3 separate regions of the Mus musculus genome follow, and regions 1 and 3 are each linked to region 2. Evidence: chromatin loops called from intact Hi-C (ENCODE). Cell type or tissue: left cerebral cortex. All regions are shown on one strand. Links, peaks and the distances in the headings refer to the core of each region. The heading gives the core; the rest is flanking DNA. Region 1 overlaps Myo16 (myosin XVI). Region 2 overlaps Myo16 (myosin XVI). Region 3 overlaps Myo16 (myosin XVI).

Region 1 (8,288 bases), core at 1-5,000, 150 kb after region 2:
TTAATTATGTGTTTGCATGTCTGTCTATGTGTGGGTGTGTGCAAATGAGTGTGGGTGCCTGCAGAGGCCAGAAGAGGATGTCAGAAGCCCTGGAGGTGAAGGCATAGGCTGGTGTAAGCCTCTCAACATAGGGGACAATATGGGATCTCTGTAAGAGTGATAAACACTTTAACCACTAGGCTCTCTCTTGTTCACTAAGTGCAGCATTAAAAAAAATAATAACAATTTCTGAAAATAGTACTCAACCTACCTTTAGATTGAAGAGAGACCCTTCAGACTGCATGATTTATCATTAAACTGAATACTCCCCTGGGTGACTGAGGGGTCTCCTTGAGCACGAATGACTGGCCATCCAACCCTCTGCCCAATGGCTTCCTCAGTCTCATGGAGCCCATGTGACATGCTGAGGTAAGGCAGCCAAAACTTCTTGCTTCTGCCCAGGAGTCTGCTCACTTCTTGCACCACAGCTTGGCTTTGAAGGTGAACACAGTTGGGACTGAATGCAAAGGACGCCTTAGAGGAGGGTGAGGGGTATGTCAGTGTGGAGGCATCAGGTGTAACACCCACACAATGAACTGTGGTCACATCAATAAAGCCGCCTCACCACTCTCCGTATTCTAGTCATTTCAAAGCCTCTACACCCCACAAATCTTTGACAGGAGACATCCCTTGGTGGCTTCAGCCACCGGGAAACCTAACTTCTAAAGTCCACAGCAGAGGCTGGAACTGGAGGGCAGTCCCATTTTACCATTAATAGCTCGGGAAATGGGTGAATCACAAGTAAGCACTTCCTAATTGCTTTGGTGAACTCATTGGGAATGCTTTCCCTAAGCATTTGAAACATTTTCATTAACGACCATTATTAATTCATTAAATTTATTAACTCTGCTTTCATCTCTTACGGTGACCAATGGTAAGACTTGCCTGAAGTATTCCGTTCCATGTACCCACTGCCTCTATCTAGGGTCTGAGCTTCTAGTTAATCATACACTTAACAGAGGTGAGAGGAGGCAGGAGGAGTTAGCCTCACATAATGTCTGGCCACACCAGGTCTTAAGTACCACAACCCACTGAGCTCCTGCCCACCTTCCATGGCTACACCCCCCAGAGGAGGCGTGATCATCTTCAGGACTGAGCCAGGCTCTCTGAAATGATGCAGAGGGTTTGGGGAATTCCCTCTGGGAAAGCCAGACAGGAGCATGACAGCACCCTACCAGTGCAGTACAACGTGAGTGGCTGTCTGAAACCCAGCCAGGTTGTTGCACGATGTGTGTTACCGGGTCAGTCACATTGAGACTTTAGGGGGTTAAGCCGAAGAAAACTCCACGTTTTGAATACATACTGCAGTCACACAATGTTCATCAGTTAAAGAGTTAACTTCCAAACACCCAGGCTGATCAGTGTGATCTTTCTTGGCTCTGGAAACAAGGCTTCTAAACTAGGCATTTTTGTTTTAAGAATCACGGGCTATCCCTCTCTTGTCTATTATCCAACAAAAATATAAGACCAAGACAATTATTTTCTTCTCAAACATATTTTTTTCCAGTCTCCTTTAGGACAAAATTCAAGAGCCATTTAAACCGCATCCCTTCGACAAGGTGCTTGGTTAACATTGGTGTGTCCTTGCTAGCAAACCATAATCTTACCAGAAATCTGTCCCCGCAGCAATGCCACCCATCCCTTAAAGATCATGATATTAATGTGCAGAAGTTTCCAAAAGAGCTCTCAGAGAAGAAAATTCTATCCAACAAGCCAGTTTTGCTATCAATATGTCCTCTCAGTCCTTGTCACTATCAAAGAAGGTTTAGGTGCAAGTAGTGTCTAGCTGGGAGCACCCTGCTGCAATCCCAGTATTAAGGAAAGCCACGGGAAGAGCTGCTAGCTGACTAGTCTGCACCATCTGAGCACCGGTGCAGAGCGTGGGTGCAGAGTCTCTGCAAGGTGAACGGCACAAGGACAAAAGTTCCCAGCCAAGGGCAACCTAGAAAGACTGGGAAGGAAAACCCGGAATGATACCGCAGCAGTGAAACTCTAGAGTGAGTGAGTGAGATCTATCATGAAATCCAGCCTCAGCCAAGGAAGTTGTACAAACATCACCCAAATACCTCAATAGTGTAGAAATCCTTAAACAACTTTTGTGTATTAATTTCTTTTCTTTCTCGATTTCTGGTATCCCGTGTTTAAAAAAAAAAAAAAAACAGCATTTTAAAGATTTTTCACACTACAGCATTTAGATAAAAAGAGAATTATTTCAGAATCTGACATGAAATGGATCATGCCTGTCAATTGCCCTTCACAGTTACCAATGCATTTTAACTGTCTGGATGCCACACACCACAGATATGCCTTAATTCTGGCATATGTTTAAAGTAACACTTTAAAAGAGACACACACACACAGGTCAGAGAGCCTACTTACAGTACTTGATAAAATGATACTGAGACATTGTCCCTTCTCAGGCTCGGATCCTGCCGTGGGTCCCAGCATTCTCTTCAGCTATGACTGTTGTCTCCAGAAAATGCATAATTTAGGGTCCCCGCTCAGGTAACGGTGTACCTCAGAATGCACTACTGAACAGAGGCTCCCCTTCATGATCTTGCAAAGAGCAGCAGCTCATTTTCATTCAGCAGCTGGAGTTCAGAGCAGCCCCCAGGGTGGGTCTGAGCCACTGCGCTGCACGTGCTAGCCCAGCGCCCTTGATTGACACATTCCAGCGCCACAGTCCTGGGAAGGGTCGCTCTAATTGGCACTCACGTGCGTGCGGCTACAGCCTGCCACTAGCGTGGAGGTGTGCTGCAGTGCGGCTCTCCCTCCCGGTCCTGCCTGCTAATGGCTTCTCAATAGCTTTCAAAATGCAGAAGACTACACTGATGAGTGGGCAGGAGGGTGATGCTGCACAAGGCATCCAGGATCTCGCCGGTACTCCCGGAGCACTGCCCGTAGGACTGAATTCTTAGCTGGTGGCCAAGCTCCTTATTTTTAGTTGCCACCAGTTGCTGTTCGGGAATACTAAATGGACAGCAGGAGCTGAAAATAGCCCCCTCTTAAGACGAGGGCGCTTTGATCTGCCTCTAGCCAGGAAGCATTCTCACAAGGGATCTTTTTGGTTATCTATGCAGAATGCAAAATTTAAATTACCCACAGAAATGTGTTGATTTGCACAGCTCTAAAATTTAGGATTTTGCTACCTCTGCAAATTGCAATGAATTAAACTGCACAACCTAAGCCAGAGAATAAAGTTTGCCTGGGTTGCAATCAGAACGAAACACATGGTCTCCCAGACTCTATTTCAATGGAGATAAATATCAAATTTTAATAGCTAGTTAGCCGGAAAGAGTCATATGTAAGTCACTTGCAAATGAGGAGGAGCAAGTAGTTACTTTTTAAGTTAATGCATTTTTATTTTTAACAATATTTTTTATTTATTCTTTTACAATTTCATGCAGCATATTTTCATTGTATTTTTCTCCTTCCCCCAACTCCCCACCTGCTCAACTTTATGCCCTTTCTTAAAAAAAAAGAGAGAGAAAAGAAAGAAAGAAAGAACTAGAGTCCAATTTGTGTTGGTTAACTACCTTTAATATCTGGTCTGCCCTGGAGTATGGTTGATATACTCAGTGTTACACCCTAATGAAAACTGACTTTCCCTCTCCCAGTTTAATTTGAGTTACTGTATAATCTTTGGGACAATACTCTGGCTGGATATCAGTATCATTGGTCATTGGTCAACAGTTTCCTTTGATCAATGCCATTACAGGGTATCGTCAACATTATGGGTCGCCCTCCACAAGCTGAAGGTGAGAGCCTATGGCTGAAGATAGCACCTACTTATGTCATAGAACATGGAGAGACCGACCTGGCACTCATCTGGAAGCTTCACCTCGACTGACTAGCACCTCAATTGGAAGGCACTATGGAGGAAAGAGGTAATGATCACCTAGCTAGGGACTCTGCAACCTACAGTAAAGACCCGGTGGCGGCAAGGTAGTATATTTTTATGATAATCTTCTTTGAAAGTGTAGCCAAATTCTGTTTCAGATTTGAAGGCATTGAGAATGCAAAGTGGATTAAGTAGTACAGGGTCACACCATTCTGTGGTGGAGCATAAATCCTGGGTCCCCTAATAAATACAACTTAGTGAGTCTGGAGTCTTTATTAAGTAAGATTACAAGAGCCAAATCTGCATAGCGAGGGTCATGGATGCACTTCAAAGCACAGGGTCCCAACACACTCTGTCACATTTCCCCCATCAAAGTTCAAATTCAGATTCTACCGCTTTCCAGAGTTCCATTTTAGACAGAATTGTACCTCCCATTTATAGGTAGAAAGTGAAGTCCCTAACCCCTGCTATCTAGTTTAGAAATAAGATGTAAAACCATTGGTTGGATTTTTGGTGTTTGAAGTGAGTACTAGAATTAACAAGAAGGAAGATATTTTACTACGCATCAAATGACCCTGTCCACACTTTAACTGCCATAAGGATTAGGAAGGAGACTTTCTCTTAAAAAATGGTTTCTTCATTATCCATCCATTCAATAATTATAGCACTCTGGAGTGCTGGGATTAAAGGCGTGCACCACCACGCCCAGCTCTTTTTTTGTTTGGTTGGTTTTTTGTTGTTGTTGTTGTTTTGTTGTTGTTGTTGTTGTTGTTGTTGTTTTTGAGACAGGGTTTCTCTGTATGGCCCTGGCTGTCCTGGAACTCACCAGGAGGCAGAGGCAGAGTAGGCAGATTTCTGAGTTCGAGGCCAGCCTGGTCTATAAAGTGAGTTCCAGGACAGCCAGGGCCATACAAAGAAACCCTGTCTCAAAAACAACAACAACAACAACAACAACAACAACAACAACAACAACAACAACAACAAAATAATAATTATAGCACTCTTATCACCCATGACCTGTAACAGGTTAGGTGATTTTTCAGGAATAAAAATATGTCTTTAAAAGGTCGTAAATGCACTATTTATAGTTAAGGGTAGCTTAGCTTATTTTACAACATTCTTTGGGTTATTTTCAATGTTCCAGTAAGTCAGTAGACAATTGTGCATACCTCTTATTGACCGTCAAGTGCAAGGCTCCTTCCTTGAAGTCAGTGCAAGTCTCCATATTCACAGTGATTCTGCACTCACTGGACCAGTGTCCTATCTCTTCAGGGAGCATTCTGCCACTCAGACAGCCCACCTCCCATTTTAACACAGTGACGGGTAGACAATGGGCTGCGTCCCTCCCTGTACATGAATTTCTAGTGTCTGTATTTTCAAGCCTCTGAATGCACACAATCAGCCTGCATCTATGACCCCTAGTTCTACAGTACATGGTTCACTCCTTAAAATGAATAGGATAAGTCCAAGAAGACGTTACTGAAAGTTGATGACTGACTAGTCCCTGGTGATCTATCAAAGTGTGTCCCTGCCCCCAAGGTGCTCACTGGTGAAATGCAGATTCACAGAAATCTAATGCATCACAGTGCCTGGGAAACAGCACAAGGGAGGGAAGGGCCCGGAAACTGTGTGGAGGAGCAACACAGCCACTATGAGGAAACAGAGATGAATACACACAGTGTGAAGATGTTCACTCTCCTTCATACATGACATGTACATGAACTGAGCATGACCTGTGTTCGAGCTGTGTGTACATTTCACTTTCACACACTCTGGGGCGGGCGGGGGGGGGGTTCTTATATTTGACTTTTAAACTTTATGCTCATTTTATAAACCTATGGGAACATGCACAGCCAAAAAGAGATATATTTTTATTTTCCTATCACTACCAAACAAGCACTAGTTCCTTATTCAAGTGTGACTATGGTGGGAAAATAGATTGGACTCCATTAACTTTCATAAAATGGAACAAAGGATGATTTAAATTTTATTACATTTCTGGAAATATATCTTTCCTATGAAATCCAGCTCTGGTAGGGATTACACAGACCACATCATAGCTCTTTGAATCACATATTTTAGGGACAGTATCAGATTTGATGATAGCGGTAAGGCAGAGCTGAGACTGGAATGGATACATTTCCTAGAAACTCATTTACGCCGTGGAATTGGTCATTAAGCACAACATTAAATACATGCATTTGGAAGGAGGAGTTGTTTTCCATTGCCAGGAAACTTTACAACTAATAAAGCAGTTATTTTATTATTCTGCAGCATCTTTACGACACCCTATCGTTGTCAGTGAAGATATCAAGAATATTTGAGAAAGCACTATTCATTTGTTATGCATCAAACATGCTCGCTGTTCACACAATTTCTTATACAAACACGTTCTGGTTTTTTTTTTCTTTTAAATGTAATCATTATTGCACACCAGACAATTTTCAAGTAAGCTAGATTATTCCCCCAACTTAAGCAAAAGTCTGACAAGCACTCAACAATATACACTGCTCAGGAGCAGTACTCACTCCGTCCCAGCTCAGACCTGCCATTAAGTTCTACGTACAATCCAGACACGCCATTACAGTTCTATGTACAACCCAAGGCACACGCCCACAAGATGAGATCCAGTTTTCCAGCCTTTTGATAGATAATTCCAAATCTAATAGTGTATGGATTTTCACATAATACTCAATGATGGAATTAAAGACTGAGGCCCTCAATAGTGATAACCTGTGTGCTTAGTCAGTGTGATGGTCATCTTGGCATGGTGTAGATAAACCTAGAAGACACAGCTCCACATCTCTATAAAGGCATTTCCAGAGAGTAGTTTAACTGAGGAGGGAAGACCCACTTTGAGTGGCAATGTCACCATCGTGTGGAATGAAAGGAAAAAGGAGGCAAACTGAAGACCAGCATTCCATTCTCTGCTGCTTGATGTCAATGCAACTTTCTCAGGCCTCTACTGACACAGCTAGTCAGCGTTGTCACCAGGCCCTTCCCACCATGATGGATTACAGCCTCTTATCCCCAAGCTCAGGCATCCCTTCCTCTCTTAAGTTTCTTTTGTCTAAGGAACAGGAAAAACCTCTAATTCAGCAGGCTACACCACTATCACCACCAAATGAAGATATGAACTGCACACAACTGGCAGATTGCGAATCCAAACTCTGGGACAGGCACATCTTGTCACAAGTCCAGAAACAGACTGTGGCTTCACTCATTGATAAAGACATGCGACAAACCTGTTGAACACCACCATTACCAACATATCTGGGAAATGCATGTTCAACCTTCCTATCACCAGCATCAAAAGCTTCTGGTTGGGTGAGGTCCCAAGCTTGCCTGCAATCACGGCTTTAGTCAAGGCTCATGGTTGCTCCTTAAGAAGCAACACATGTTATATTTGCTTTGGTGAGGACATGGGAGCCCCAGGTACTTGCTATATGTTAGTTTTGTTCATTCTGGACATCTGATCATCCACATGCCTCTCGAGTCTTTCTCCTCTAATGGAAATGAAATGCTTTGCATCTTCTCTAGTATCTAGGCAAAACACTTGTAAGGCCTCCCCCCCACACACACTTAAATATCAAAACAAACTTGGAAATCACTGTAGCATGTGTGTTAGAATGAACCAAGAGGAACACCTCACTGTCCCTCTCACTAAAGTTTGAATTGACCCCACGTTTGCTTATACTACAGTGAGTTAGAGAGGAGTAGCATTAGTGTATGTTGGTGCCTGTGTGTGCACGCATGCGCGTGTGTACCATGTGGGCAAGCAAAGCGCCACTGGATGTTCTCTGTCTCTTCACTCATTCTGAGAAACAAAAGAAAAAAGAAAACAAAACAAAAAATACAGCTAAAAACCCCCAAAACAACAGTAGTCTACTTACTGAAAATAATACAAATTTTCTTAAAAGAAGATAAATTTTGAAGTAGTTGCATATAGAAATGTAGTAATATTTCTCTGATATATATTGAACTGTAGAATATACATGTCTGTTTGTTCATATATATATGTGAACATATATGTGAACATATATGTGAACATATGCACATGTACACACACACACATACACACACTTACTGTGGGAACCTGGCTGGCCTCAACTGTTCCTATCTTTTTCTCCAGGTGCTGGAAGAATCGAAGATGCATGCCAGTGCACCTGTCTAGTGATGCCTTTTCTATTAGTCTTAATTTAATTAACCATGTGCTTGCCAACATACACACAAATTTACTTAGTCAATTTCTACAAATCATTCAGATTTATATTAAGCCCCTTTAACACATGCCCTTAGCTTAAGTGCATCTCAGGATTCTAGCAATCCTGTATTTATTTATTTTTCCCTTGGATCAATCAACTCAGTGTTTCAGTACAGTGCTTTGCATGTTTCTTGGTATCACATG
Region 2 (5,000 bases), core at 1-5,000:
ATCCATGATCTAAACACCAGTGAATATCCATCTGTGAAGTTAACACCAGTGAATATCCATTCATGAACAAAACACCAGTCAATATATATCTGTGAACTAAGTACCAGTTAATTTCTATCTATGAACTAAACACCCATCAATATTTATCCATGAACTAAACTCCAATCAATATCCATTCATGATCTAAACACCAGTCAATATCCATCTATGGACTAAATAGCAGTCAATATTCATCCATGAACTTTAAACCAAATGATACCAAACTAGTCAGGGATGCATGGGAATATATTGTATTACTTAATTTATTCTGTCTTCACCATTAGAGGAGAGTTACATATTTAAATGTAAAAGATACCTTTGGTTAAAAAAAAAGTTTGATCCCCAAAGTTGCCTCAGAACACATTAACATAATCATCAGGCTAATTCAAGTGAGAATGAGTCAGAGAAATTTTGCTTTAATCGTTGTTCTTTTAGTTTGTATGTCACAAAATACAAATGTGTATGTCCCATGAATGCCACTTCAATGTGATATTTGGAGCACTATACTCACCATAGTGGAGTAAATTGGGAGTTCTTTGAATGGGTTAACAAGCAAAAAGATGTCTCCGATAAAGGTCTGTCAAAAAGATGCAAATAGTTCATGAAACACATAAATAGAACCATCTAAAATTATGAAACTTAGAAACCATCATGGAAAACATGGTGAAGCAATAAAAGTATATTGTATCAATCACAAAACTGTATATTAATCATATTGTAATATTTTTAAGCTTACTCAAGCATTCTTAATAAATGTAAAATTCATGTTCAAATTATATGAACAAAGCAATGAAATTGGTTAGATTCTAGGAATTTACTGCAGAAGGATTTTGTGATAATCAATCTGGGTAAACAATATAGAAGTAAAATAAACAAATCTATAGCAAGAAGAAAATGGAATAATTAATTTTATGTCATTATATAGGGAAAAAAGATGTAAAGGATTTGTAAAGCTCAAAATAAAACATCTCAACTAACAAAGTTGAAGCAATGAGATATAAAGGCATGGGGATAAACGGAATAGAGATTATAAATGTAGATTAAGTCTACATATGTCGGTAATTACAGCAAACATTAGAGCTCCAAATACTACCGCTAAAAGACAAAGACCTACTTTAGAGAAAAAAATGTCACAAACTATAAAGAGCAAGGGAGTTTGAAAGTAAAAGAATAAAGCAAGATCTATATGTAAACAACAGTAGGCGAAAAGCTGAGAGTTTATCAACCCCGGGGGGAGGCAGCTTAGGCAGCCATGCGGGGGGCCAAAGGGAGCATTTCATAATGAGGAATTGACAAAGCAATCAGGAAGAGATGGCAATTCTATGCTTCCATGATAAATCAATCTACCACTAAGTCTCTAAAACAAACAGCTTTAAGGAGGAAACCTGGTCTCACAGTGACAAGGGGAAATTCTTGCCTATTGAAATGAGCTGATGAAAAATTCAAGTAATTACTGATCTGACCAAAGATTCATTCGGAAAGCGTTTGTGAGAAACAGCAGATGTTTGTCCTCCAAACTGAACATAGAATAGTGGTTTAAACCTATGGGGAGTGAGAGTGACCTGCTGTTATAGTGGGAGAAATCCGACCGAACGTCTCACCGCATGCAGGAACAGCTAAGAGAGCATAGGTAATCATGCTAGAAACTAAAGAGTAACTGCTTTCAGGGGCTGTGAGGCTAATCTTCTTAATGAGAGCAAGCATTCCGCTATGCAGTTCTACCATCCATTAATTATTCAACACTATGGTGGACACCCTAAATATACAACCCACCATGAGGGGAAAATTTTTATATTGGGGTAATTATTAATGGGATGTGAGATTCTCCCGAAATATGTATGCTGGAATAAGCAAAAATATAGTTACAAAACCATGATTCAATATTACAGTAAAGCCATCAAAGGAGACAGCGTATAAACCATGAGAGTTGAAGAGAGCTCTCTGACCAGGGTTTTCTCAGCGGTGGAAACAGAATCCCTGTGGCTCATTGTTCTAATGAGTTGTTCTCTCAACAGCCTGCACACGCTCTCTTCCAGAAGCACCGTTCAAGTAGTGAGTGGGCATCGTAAAGCACACCTCAGGCAGCCCATCACGGGAGAGCCTTTAGAGAGAGAGAGGCTGGCACTGAGGGCTGCACCCTGCTTGACCTCCTCCCGCTGAAGTGCTCCCACTGAAGTGCTCCTTAAGGGAGTCCTGCCACCTGACCTGCTTCACCTGAGCAAAAGGTTACAGAGGCAGCAGGTGGAGAGATGGGTCATGAGGGACCCTGAAGCTGTCAGGATTTCTTTGCTCTGGCTTGTCTACCACTACCATTAGAACTCTCTGGGCTAGCCAGACACGCCAGGGCTTTCTGCATTGACTTTGCAGGTTGTTTCCTTGTCCCGTTAGCTTCTATGTAGAAAATACTGATGAGTGGCTTCTCTGCCAGCCACCGAGGTCTGTGCTGTGTGTTCTGCTCTCTCTGGTACTGTTGGCAACCTTTATTCCAGACATGCAATGTTCTCATCAGTGCATTTTTCTGGCAAGCTCATGCCTTATCACCTGCAAGCCATCTCCTTCCCATTGTGACAGATGCATGGAAATTCCCTAACCAACCTAATATCCAAATGAGAGTTTCACACTCAGGCGGAAGCTACATGGGAATTCCCCATCCAGGCAGGGAATGGCATACACAGGGAGGACCCGAGCAGGGCCCAGAGGCTATGGGCAGAGCACAGCACAGAACAAATGAGATGCAGAAAAGGAAATAGGAATTCTGTCAAACAACCAGGTCAGCTGCAGCATATGAAATATTAATAGCCTGTCTCAGACTCAGCTGTTTGTCACAGATAAATTCATATTAACCTCTCTCTCTGGTGCTAAAAAGGTATGTTTGCTCTCAGAGGCATTCTCACACATGCTGTCTTTAAGAAGAACCTGCTATTGTGCATGCATGGTGAGCATATGTGTTCATGTATGTGCATGCATTTGTGTGTACCATAAGGGAGATGGACACCAGAGTCTAAATAAGGAGAACTGTGGAAACCATACAAACAGGGAAAGCAACCTCGAAACCGAAAAAGCACCATGGGAAAGAAGTTCCTTATGAGCGAGGCCATTGGTGTGCAGATTTTAGGGGAGCAGAGGGGGTGGTGTGCACTCACTGGCATGGCCATCTTAGTTCAAGGTGACCAGCAGGAGAGCTGTAGTACAGATGGTCAAAAACAAAACACAAGGAACCAGAAACTGAGTCTTTCCTCTGAATGACCATGCATTCCTTTATGCAGAAAGTGACACAGTGCAGCACACTCTAGCAGGCATAACTGTCTACTGCACAGAGAACAGACAGGAAACCAAGGGAGACCCAGACCTTTCCTAAAGGAAAAGGGAGATGCTACAGTTGGGGTGGGGCTCGAAGCGGGTGGCAGAGCTGCAGGTTGTACCTGACTCTATCTTGCAAAGGGGGTCATGGGATTCTCAAGACAAGCAGAAGCCGAGTGTGAGCCTGGCCAGGTGTTCACACCAGTGACCTCGACAGAGCCTGCCATCCAAGCACGGTGGTAGGCTGAGGTGGGAAGAGTCCATGTTTGTGGCTGGCCTGAGGGACTTAGCCGACCCCTGTCTCAGCAGGGTGAAATGAGATGAAGGATACAGCTCAGGTGGGAAGCCCCTGCTTAGCACTTGTGAGGCTCTGGATTAGATTCCTCCACATCACACAAAAGGGATGAACTGGGGAGACGTCAAACACTAGCTCTCCTTATCAGTATAGGGCCTGAGGAGCCAGAAGGACACAGCTGCAGGGGTCTTATGGGCCAGGTGGGTTTCGGGGCAGAGGGTGTGGAGGTGGGAACAGCCAGGAGAGGCCAAAGGCCAAGCACAGGTATTAGAGTGTGGAGGCATCGCCTAAGCAGTCCGTTCTATCTCAGGAAGGTAGTGCTCCTGCTTGCTCAGCTCCTTTTGACCATGAGCTGACACTTTTTATATTTTTTATTTTTTTATTTTTTTGGTTTTTTGAGACAGGGTTTCTCTGTGTAGCCCTGGCTGTCCTGGAACTCACTCTGTAGACGAGGCTGGCCTCGAACTCAGAAATCTGCCTGCCTCTGTCTCCCAAGTGCTGGGATTAAAGGTATGGGCCACCACTGCCCAGCTGAGCTGACTGACACTTATAAAACAGTAATCTCCTGAGATTTGGGGTTGGAGAAAAAAAGAAAAAAGACAAAGACATAGGAAACACAAACTCCAAATCTCATTCGCTCCAATAGGCTTGAATTAAAGTGCCAAACTGCCGTACAAACATGCCTGAGTCCCAGCATGTGTGAGAGGGAGGACCAGCATGTGTGAGAGGGAGGACCAGCATGTATGAGAGGGAGGACAGAGAATCAGAAGGTCAAGGATAGCCCCAGCAACGTCATTCTCTGGCTGAAAGGTCCAACAAAGTACATTCCAATATGGGTTTCCAGTGTTCCAATCTCTTTGCAGATTCGTAGTAAAAAGTTCACATGCCCAACAGTCCATAGAAGATACCCAAAGGCATTAATCGTCTGGAATTATGTTTAGATTGCATGCCAGTCTTTTAGATATGATGTCAGCTACCTCAGTGGCAAGTCCAGAACTGGCATGACCCTTAGCACGGATGTTATTTCTGATTATCCAGAGAAAGACTCTGAATAGTGTAGGTTATAGTGAAGACCGTCAACTTCAAAGACTGTGGTGTGGTGGTGGTGGGGTGGTGGATAGGAAGATAGCCTTCAACATCAGCATCACAGACCAGGCCTTATACAAATACAACTGCCTGGTTCTATCTTCAAGTCCAGGGTCTGGCACAGGAGCCATACGTCAACCACAGCATAAGGAGAACCCCTTACCCCAAGATGCATGTTTTTACAGGGGAGAGAGCACACTGTGATGCAGTTTGGAGATTAAGAGGAGACACAGAGATGAAATAATATTTGAGTGGGATTCCAGAAAGTTCTGATCTGCAG
Region 3 (8,688 bases), core at 1,500-6,499, 220 kb after region 2:
CCCTTGGGCATGGCAGGGAATCAGTGGGAAAAAGAAAAACCCAGTGAAAGAAAAGAAACATTTCTCAACAAATGATGGCTCTTGTTCTGTACCCGAAGGAGTGGACCTTAGGACACCCATGTGACATGGAGTCGAGGGACATCCATTGACTGAAGTTATCAAAGACCAGGTCACCTGAACAAAGGAAAGTGAGACCAGGCTCTTACTATTCCCTCTGAATTATATATGTGAGCCTTGGTGGTTAATCAAATCAGCATTAATTATTAAAGAACATTATTCAAAATGAGACTTAAAAAAAAGGAATCTATGCTAACTTACTCTCCTCATCCAGTTACACAATCCACAAGTGATAGGCTCATAGGGAGACCCCAAGGATACCCTACACAAGCCCCTAAACCCCTAAAACAACCCTTGTGCATCCCACCCCAAGCCCATCCACACCCCATCAGCTTTCACAGTAAACACTGTGACCTCTGGTGAACAAAGAGACGATTCGATTCCCTACTGTTTTAATGAGGGAGGGGGCACAAGTCCACGACTACGCAGAGATGGTGTCCCTTCCTTACTGGATGCCCTGTGCTTCCAAACAGGAACACTTTAGCTTACTACAAAACAGGCTTCAAATGGAAATGTGTGAGCTATGCAAACTGAGTCAACGGGGCGGGGCTTGCATGCTCCTCTTGGGGGTTGGAACCTAAAGAACCTGTGTCCACCCCACCTTTCTCCCTGCACACCCCATTAATCTAGTGACCTCAAACCAGGGATCATCAGAGACCAGAGCAAACCTACCTGTGAGACATATTAAGGGCAGCAATTTGACAGCTGAGGATTAGGAGAGCTTGGCGAAAGGGCTCAGTATTTAGAGCCAGGGGATTATTTGAAGTTGGAATGGGTCAGAACAGAAGGGTTTCCTGGAGCAAGTGTTCTGAATAATTTGGTGACTACAAAAGAATGGGAGGAGCTTACAGGGGAGGGAGGCTGCTGCCTGACTTACAACTTCTGACCCTGCCTGGAAGGTTAACTCTGAGAGTGGCACAGGCAGACAAAAGTACTTGCCACACAACATTCCTGTAAATACAGGCAGACTGTGTTGGTGAAATGGTTCGATGGTTAGAATTCTCGCTTCTCCCACAGTGCCCCACACTCCGGTTTCTTCGCTCAGGTTGGGTGGCTAACAATCACCTACAGAGCCTCTGACCTCCATGGACACCAGCACTAGTTTGCACACACCCACCCACACATACATAATACAAAAATTTAAAGATCTTTAAAAAAATCAAGGAAGTGTGGAAGCCACTGAAATCCTAACATCCAGGAGGTCAAGATGGGGATCCCTGGGTGATGCTGACTCGCTAGACTACATAGAATCGGTGAACTCTGGGTGCAGGGAGAGAGTCCACCTCAGTAACTAAAGTGGAGAGCAATGGATACCAACCTTGGGTATCCCCACACAGGCTCACAAACACGCATGAGCACATGCAAACGCGCATGTATGCTTGCACGTGTGCACACACACAAGATGTGTGTGCTAAAAAGAATGATGTAAGAAGGGCAAAGAAGTGGAATGTAGTTGAAGGGAATAGAGAGAGGGCAAGGGAAGGAGAGGACACTGCCAGCCACAGAGCATTATCATCAAGGACTGTGCATTTCCTAGTTAACACAGGGGCGCACACTTCAGCCCTGCCACATTTGTTTCAGGCTAGCTAAACATCTCACTTCCTCACCGTCCTAGTGTCTTGACTTTTTCTTGGCATTGTATCTGTTTGTTGTTCCAAATTCTGTCCTCAGATCTCCATAAATAGCCCCAGGTTGTGCCATCTGGTGAGTGCAGAGTCTGTTCCCTGGTGTGTGTGTGTGTGTGTGTGTGTGTGTGTGTGTGTGTATCCTCATCCCTGTTACAGTGCTTTCAGTTAGGATAAAACCCTGCATCATCAGAGATCTCTCTGAATAACAAGTGCACATCCCACCCCAGTCCACTGAGTGTTGGTTTCACATAAGTGTTAAACTTTACTTCTGTGTGAGCCTGTTGTGACAGTGGACTCATGGGTAGCCTGCAGGTACCGATTTCCCATGTGTTCAATATAATGGAATAACAGGCCAGAAAGTCAACTGCCAGGAGGGAGTCACACCAAAGACACATGCTGCCAGGGCATCATAGAGGTCGCAGCAAGTGATGTTCTGTCCTTGGCACACCTGCCAAGATAGAGCGCTGGAAAGCCAAGGAGAAAGCTAAGAATATCTTCTAAAGAAGGCAGGCATGTTAGTGCTGCTTCGGTGCCTACACCCCTGACAGGCAAGAGCTTGCTTTCACAGAAATGGCTTGGGCATGTATGCACTGTAGGCCCAGGAAGGCTAGCAAAGCCACTTCCCATGCAGTGGCTACTCAGCCACTCACTACAGATCAATGCAGACACCCAAACTGCTGGGAATGCTTGCAATGATACAGGTGAAACGGTTCCTAAAAGGGGGATCTATAGGGAATTATAAGCACGGATTTCTGTGATTGATTAAGCAAACACCTGCAAGCTAGAGATCAGGGTACCTGAGGAACAAAGTGTGTGCTTACCCAACACAATGCACTCTGAACAAAAGAAAGCTGGGACACAGGTACTGGGGAAATGTTACCACAATGAAGCTGACTCTAAACTTGACCTGTGTCTTATCAATTAAACTTGAATACCTTGTGAAACGCCCGGTTTGCTAAGGCTGAAAACAGTGTTTTTCTTTAAGTCCAGGAGGGTTTTTAGTGACATAGTTCCAAGTCCTTGTTTGCACATGCTAACTGTGCAAAGCTACTTTTGCAGAAGTTTGTCTTGGAAAGCTGTGTTGCTTGCTGAAAGCCATGAGCCACTTTGTCAAAGGCAGTGGGGTTGCAGGCACCAGTCTCTTGGTAATTATCTCGCCATCTGTGGCCTCACAGGGGTTTGTGATTTCATCCAAATTCAACAACTTGACCTTATTTGTCAGCAAGCAGACAAGAACAGTGTTTGCTGAAAGTAAGATTCAAGGCCCGAGGTTCATCAGCTTCAGAGCTCAGACTCTGGCATTTCTCAGCTTCTCCTGGGGATGGAAGAAAGATGCTAGAGGGGGAGTTGACAGCAGACTCTGGGGCTTAGTGACCACTAGAGGCAGAAATAAAACAGAATATCCACAGCTTATCCAGCACATCCATTAATGAGATGCTTTCACCAAAGTTCAAGCACTGTAGGTGGAGTGAGAAACTGGAACTAATATGCAAACTATATTACGAGAGTATTAATATGTGAGTTGTATTTTGAGGTGACTAGCATGCCAATCTTATTGCCAAGTTATCAAATCCACTTTTCCAACTTCATAAAAACTGCTACCCTGAACACAGCAGTCCTCTGGCTGCATCTGAATCTTGCCCTCTCTCCCCACCTCAAATCCAATACGAATAGGAAGCATCAATCACATTCTCTCTGGAAGCTTCCTGCTTTAAGTCACATGGGGCATACCTTAAGCTAGCTGCTTTTTTGAAACGTACTTATTTACATGAATAAATAAATAAATGTCAAATTTGGTGAATTAACAAATCCTGCGATGGGTCCTTCAGACAACAGCAGTTTTCTACAGACTCAGCATCTGAGCTTCTGGGATCCAAATCCCAAAGCTCGCGACATATGCTCCCAAAGAAAAGGAAGAAGTGTCTGCCCTGTGACTAGAAACCTAAAAGGGCAGGGACAGCTGCCACTGCCATCGGAGGAGGGTGGTCACCCATGTCTGCACTTTTGAGAGCAGCGATCTGTAATTAATTCTGCACTCACCAGCTGGCCTCTGCAGCCCCCTCCCCAGCCCCCTCTTGGAGCTCCAGTGTGGAGAGACGTGGGGCCTCATGTGTTGCCAGGCTTATGAAAAGAAATGGTATTGTTTGCTCAGGCAAGACACCCAGAAAGTGTGTGGAAGAGTAACGTAATTAAATTTCTCAATAACGTAAGTTTAGGTACAATGCATTTGATCAAAGAGTCCTAAGTACCCAGGCTTTGTTTTTAGGATTATCCTTAAAACCTCCTTACTAAGTTAATCATCTGATGTGCACATGACCCAGCTCCACAGCTGTGTGCTCCATAGGTGTCCCTCAAGCCCACCCAGGATGAAGACAAGGTTGCACAATATGTCGCCTTCAAAGGCTTGTTTCCTGTGATTTTTGCTTGCTAAAAATTTTGGTGATGTCCAAGACAGTATAGTTGGCATAACTGGATTTGAGGGCTTGTTTCAAGAGTCTAGAACCAGCTGAGCAGGAAAGCCACCACAACATGGGTTCCTGGCTCCTGGTGAGATCCAGAAATCCCAGTCAGAGGACAGTGACTCATGCATGTGCATGTATATTCCCTGACTGACTGACATGCCCAGAAGCAATGATTTGGACAAGAAGCTGCCCAAAAGCTGTAGGGCAGGCACTGGGACATAGCTGGAGTCCAGAAGACAAGAATGGAGTCCAGTGACAAGAATCCATCTGCCAGTGGAACTGCCACTGGAACATGGCTAGACGGATTCTTGTCACTACTCCATGCAGTAGAAGCCAAGAGTGCCCACACCTTCAGTTTGGCAGTAACACCCAGAGATGTGACATCACACATGTGGCTTGTTGAAGTCTCTCAGGCTATGGAGCTCTGTCACAGTGTCCCAAGGAAATGCGCAGAGTCACAAAACCTAGACTCTGGCATCTCTGGGAATTATGCCATTTGCAAACTGGAGGCTTTTCTAAACTACACTTTAAAATCCATATATGGGCAGGAAGCAGATACCGACATTATCATTACATGATCACTTCTTCATTAATTTAGGAAGTGAGAATGAGCAGACATGTTGGAGCGTTCATGTAGGATGTTGTAACATCAATCACAGGAGTCTGTGCTTTCTGAAAAGGGAGGGACTTGGGGACATACAGCATGCTCAGCCAGTCCTGGCCTGCATCACAGCCTCTTAAAAATCTCCCCATTCTTTTTTTTTTTAAAAGATTTATTTATTATTATATGTACCTACACTGTAGCTGTCTTCAGACACTCCAGAAAAGGGAGTCAGATCTTGTTAGGGATGGTTGTGATCCACCATATGGTTGCTGGGATTTGAACTCATGACCTTTGGAAGAGCAGTCGGTGCTCTTACCCGCTGAGCCATCTCACCAGTCCAAATCTCCCCATTCTAACTAGGCATGATGGTGCACGCCTTTAATGCCAGCATTTGAAAGGCAGGTGATCTCTGTGAGTTTGAGGCCAGCCTGGTCTACACAGTGAGTTCCAGGACAGCCAGAGTTACATAGTGAGACCCTATCTCCAAGAAAAAAGAAAATGGTTGCCCATTCCAGAATATCAGGACATTGTTAAAATACTGACTGTGCTTAGGTCTTATCGCTTCACTTCAATTTGCTTTTATATTTGGAAAATAATTAATAACTATCTATTACACTAGAAACATCTAATGAGAAGAAAGATCAAGAAAATGCAAAGTAAAAAGATTCCTGTGTCTTTAGTGAATGTTTACACACATCTAAGTAAATCTGAGACCTTTTGTAAGGAAATAAATGCAAATTTAGAACAAAGTATAAAATATGCATAATAATAGGAACATCTCCGAGATGTGCAAAGTTCACACTTATTTTCCTAATTATTTTCACATTTAAATTCAGCCCAGAGAAAGGAAAAGCCATTGTATTTACAAAACAGATCATTAACTATAATTACATTTATAAGGAAAATGACTTAGGTTCCACATGCCAGGTCCAAGGGCGTATTGTCAGGCACACAGAAGGCAGTTTTCAGTGTGAGTGCTACTGTATTCTTGCCAGCTGCACAGAAGGTGAGGGGGTTAAGTATTAAGTAGCAAGCAGACACCTAAGATGTTTGTATTACAGGCATTTATGTCTGCAGCCAAAGGGATCAAGAAAGAAGACTTGTGTAGCAGATAACTGTGTTGCAAATAGAAATTGGTAGATAATTAAAAGAAGTTGAAATCCAATTTAAAAGTTCCAATCATTTGCTCTGCTTGTCTCCCAACATAAATTTACAAAAAGAAACGTCAATAAAGTACTAAGTCTTATAGAATCTCTATGTAGCAGCCATACAAATGAGCTATGTCCTTCCTTTCGGTGTCTCTCAGAAACCACCTCCCTGTTCTGGTCTCAAAAGTCTCCCTTCTGTGTCTCTGACATTGATGTCCTGTCCTCTGCACTTCCCAGAGCAGATGCTCACCCATCGGCTGGACCCCAACTGCCTTACTGTTTGTTTCACTGGGAAGGAATCTGTTCCTTCCCAGTTAGACTGAGATATGGAGGACCAATCAACACATGACTATCTCTCAGCGTGATAGCTCTCTGGATACTTTTGACAGGAAGGATTAAAGTAGAAAACAGGAAGCCAAATAAGGAATTGGGATCAAGAGAGAGAGAGAGAGAGAGAGAGAGAGAGAGAGAGAGAGAGAGAGAGAGAGAGAAAGAAGAGTAGAGCAGAGAGGGAGGGTGGAGGAAGAAAATACAGAAAAATCTATGTGTTACATCGAAAATGTAACCAAGGTGGACTCCCAACTGGCTGACAGCAGAGGGCAGAGAGTCAGAAAACCACTGGGAAAGAGAAACACAGGTAGGTGGTCCCAAACCACCACTGCCACAGCCTTGTCCCTGAGAGTGAATGCAGGCTTTCTCCTCCATGAATGGGAGGCAATTTCCCTTCTATGCTTTCAAATTGTATGTAACCGTACTGCAGAGAGCTAAACGTTTATTGATTTAAATATACCCAAGACAGACGAGAACTTAAATCTCCATCACTGTTAAATGAATTGTGAAAACGTTTCAGATTGTCAATGGATTTTACTAGCTAATTTTCTCTCTGACAAATACCAATTGGGATCAATATGCCCTAATTTTCTAATTCCAAAAATCTACTTCTTCCTCCAAATGAGAAGTTTTTCTGACAAGTTCTTAAAATATAAGAAACTCCAGGTTCACAATGGAGACCTCAAAAATAATCTCTAAAATCCAAATAAGGAAGGGCACGATTCCTTTACATTTTGTCCTGGAATTTAAATGAGATTTCTTTCATGTAAAGTGACCCACAGTGAGAGGGTGATTGCCACTCATGCGTACCTGGAAACCTGTGACAGGTGTCAATACATCACATGCATCATTTGACTCTCACCACGGCTGAAGCAGCTCAGACACACTGACCTCCAGACACCAGACCATCACACAGTAGGAAGTGACTTGGTCAGGCCACACACAAAAGCAGAAGTGGACCAAAAGCAGGCTACAACAAGGCCAATCCAGAGAGTCAATCCTGGAAACTATTTTTACGTGCTTTATGAAGGTTTTCTACATGAATACTGCATTGACATCATTTCTATGCCTCCCCCTTCTCCATTAATTTTTCCCTGTGTTCCCTGTCTCAAGTGCATAGCCTGTTCTTCACTGTTGAACATATGTGTATGACTAATATGATATATATGTAGGTATGTATAACCTACTGAGTCTGCTTACATGTATGTACATGTGTTTAGACACTGACCACTTGAGATCAAGTCACCTCTAAGGAGCATCCCTGAAGAAGACATTCTCCCTCTGGGCAGCCAGTGATAGCCAGTGGCCCCTCATCTAGGTAGGGCTGAAGCCTTATGAGAGTTCCCTCATTTGCACTGGCATGTCAAACACGGTCACTGTTCATGTCTTGTTTGGGTGACTATATTCATCTCTCATGAGTATTTAGTTAGGGACAAGCACTGGGAGGGAGAGTCAGGTGGATGACAGGAGCTCATGGGGCTAAACTGCTTGTCCCTGGCTCAGCGGGAGACCCTGTCCCAAGGATACAAGGCAGAGGGTAATGCAGAAGGTGCAGAAGTCCTCCTCTGAAGCCCTGTGTGCACACAACTTTGTGCCTCGTGTTTTCGTTTTTTATATAATGACTGGCAAACAGAAGCCAGACCCCTGGTTCCCCAGCACTTTTATTCTGGACTCTAGAGAGTCCTCCTGTTCTGTAACATCCATTCTTAAGACAGATTTGTGAACTCTGACAGCAGTACTTAGACTTGGCTATATATGACGCTTCCCCTGAAATGTGCATTCTACATGTTTCATATCTTAGCCTCTTTCCCCCATTTCATGTTGTTTAGATTTAGATGTGAGGTACACTTGAGCAACTCATGTGTGTATGCATTCAATTTTACAATTGTAGAGAAGAACTGGAAAATATGATTAACATGGAAGACAAGACTCATCAATAAAGGGACCAGAGAGGGAGAAGAGAAAGAGGCAGAAGCAGAGTGGAGAGGAAAAGAGGAAGAGGCAGAAGCGGGGTGTGCGTTGGTGTGTGTGTGTGTGTGTGTGTGTGTGTGTGTGTGTGTGTGTATGTGTGTGTGTGAGTGTGTGTGTGTGTGTGTGTGTGTGTATGTGTGTGTGTGAGTGTGTGTGTGTGTGAGTGTGTGTGTGAGTGTGTGTGTGTGTGTGTGTGTGTGAGTGTGTGTGTGTGAGTGTGTGTGTGTGTGTGTGTGTGTGTGTGTGTGTGTAGACAGATGCAGAGGGGCAGGGAGGGGAGGAGAGAGAAGCAGAACAGAGCTGGAGGCTCTGATTTCTACACAACGGAGGAGTCGCCCTCCTCTTATGCTTTTATGGAGCGGGTTCACTCCACAGAGTGCTGGCTTCTCCACACCACCACTGCTTGCTACAAACTGCTGCTGGCCTCT

The links. Hi-C counts contacts between places; a loop is a spot of excess contacts. Peaks named below come from ENCODE experiments on the same cell type or tissue, not always from the same donor. Only the 100,000 strongest peaks of a DNase experiment are listed, where the experiment ranks them.
Region 1: it touches region 2 in a loop (2.5-fold over the local background); 15 of 42 quality-filtered maps call a loop at or near these places.
Region 3: a loop joins it to region 2, with 2.5 times the contacts of the local background. A loop is called at or near these places in 3 of 42 quality-filtered maps.

Annotation. Positions count from the first base shown.
Region 1 is chr8:10,243,854-10,252,141 of GRCm38, reverse strand. The region is part of intron 1 of Myo16 (myosin XVI); the gene reads right to left. It overlaps Gm51560 (a long non-coding RNA gene), which reads left to right. Exons shown (of 3, transcript XR_003947503.1): 2 at 3,758-3,926; 3 at 8,013-8,156. Among named protein-coding and RNA genes, the nearest start is that of Gm51560, 5.0 kb to the left of the region's middle. In left cerebral cortex, for the core only: no CTCF peak of the experiment used is centred there; DNase peaks (open chromatin) are centred at 1,236, 1,843 and 2,852; H3K4me3 peaks cover 2,137 bases; H3K27ac peaks cover 950 bases.
Region 2 is chr8:10,392,467-10,397,466 of GRCm38, reverse strand. It overlaps Myo16 (myosin XVI), which reads right to left. Exons shown (of 35, transcript NM_001319151.1): 12 at 551-616. Among named protein-coding and RNA genes, the nearest start is that of Gm51561, 35 kb to the left of the region's middle. In left cerebral cortex, for the core only: no CTCF peak of the experiment used is centred there; no DNase peak of the experiment used is centred there.
Region 3 is chr8:10,168,618-10,177,305 of GRCm38, reverse strand. All of the region lies in intron 1 of Myo16 (myosin XVI), which reads right to left. Among named protein-coding and RNA genes, the nearest start is that of Myo16, 19 kb to the right of the region's middle. In left cerebral cortex, for the core only: no CTCF peak of the experiment used is centred there; DNase peaks (open chromatin) are centred at 1,804, 2,874, 4,352 and 4,546.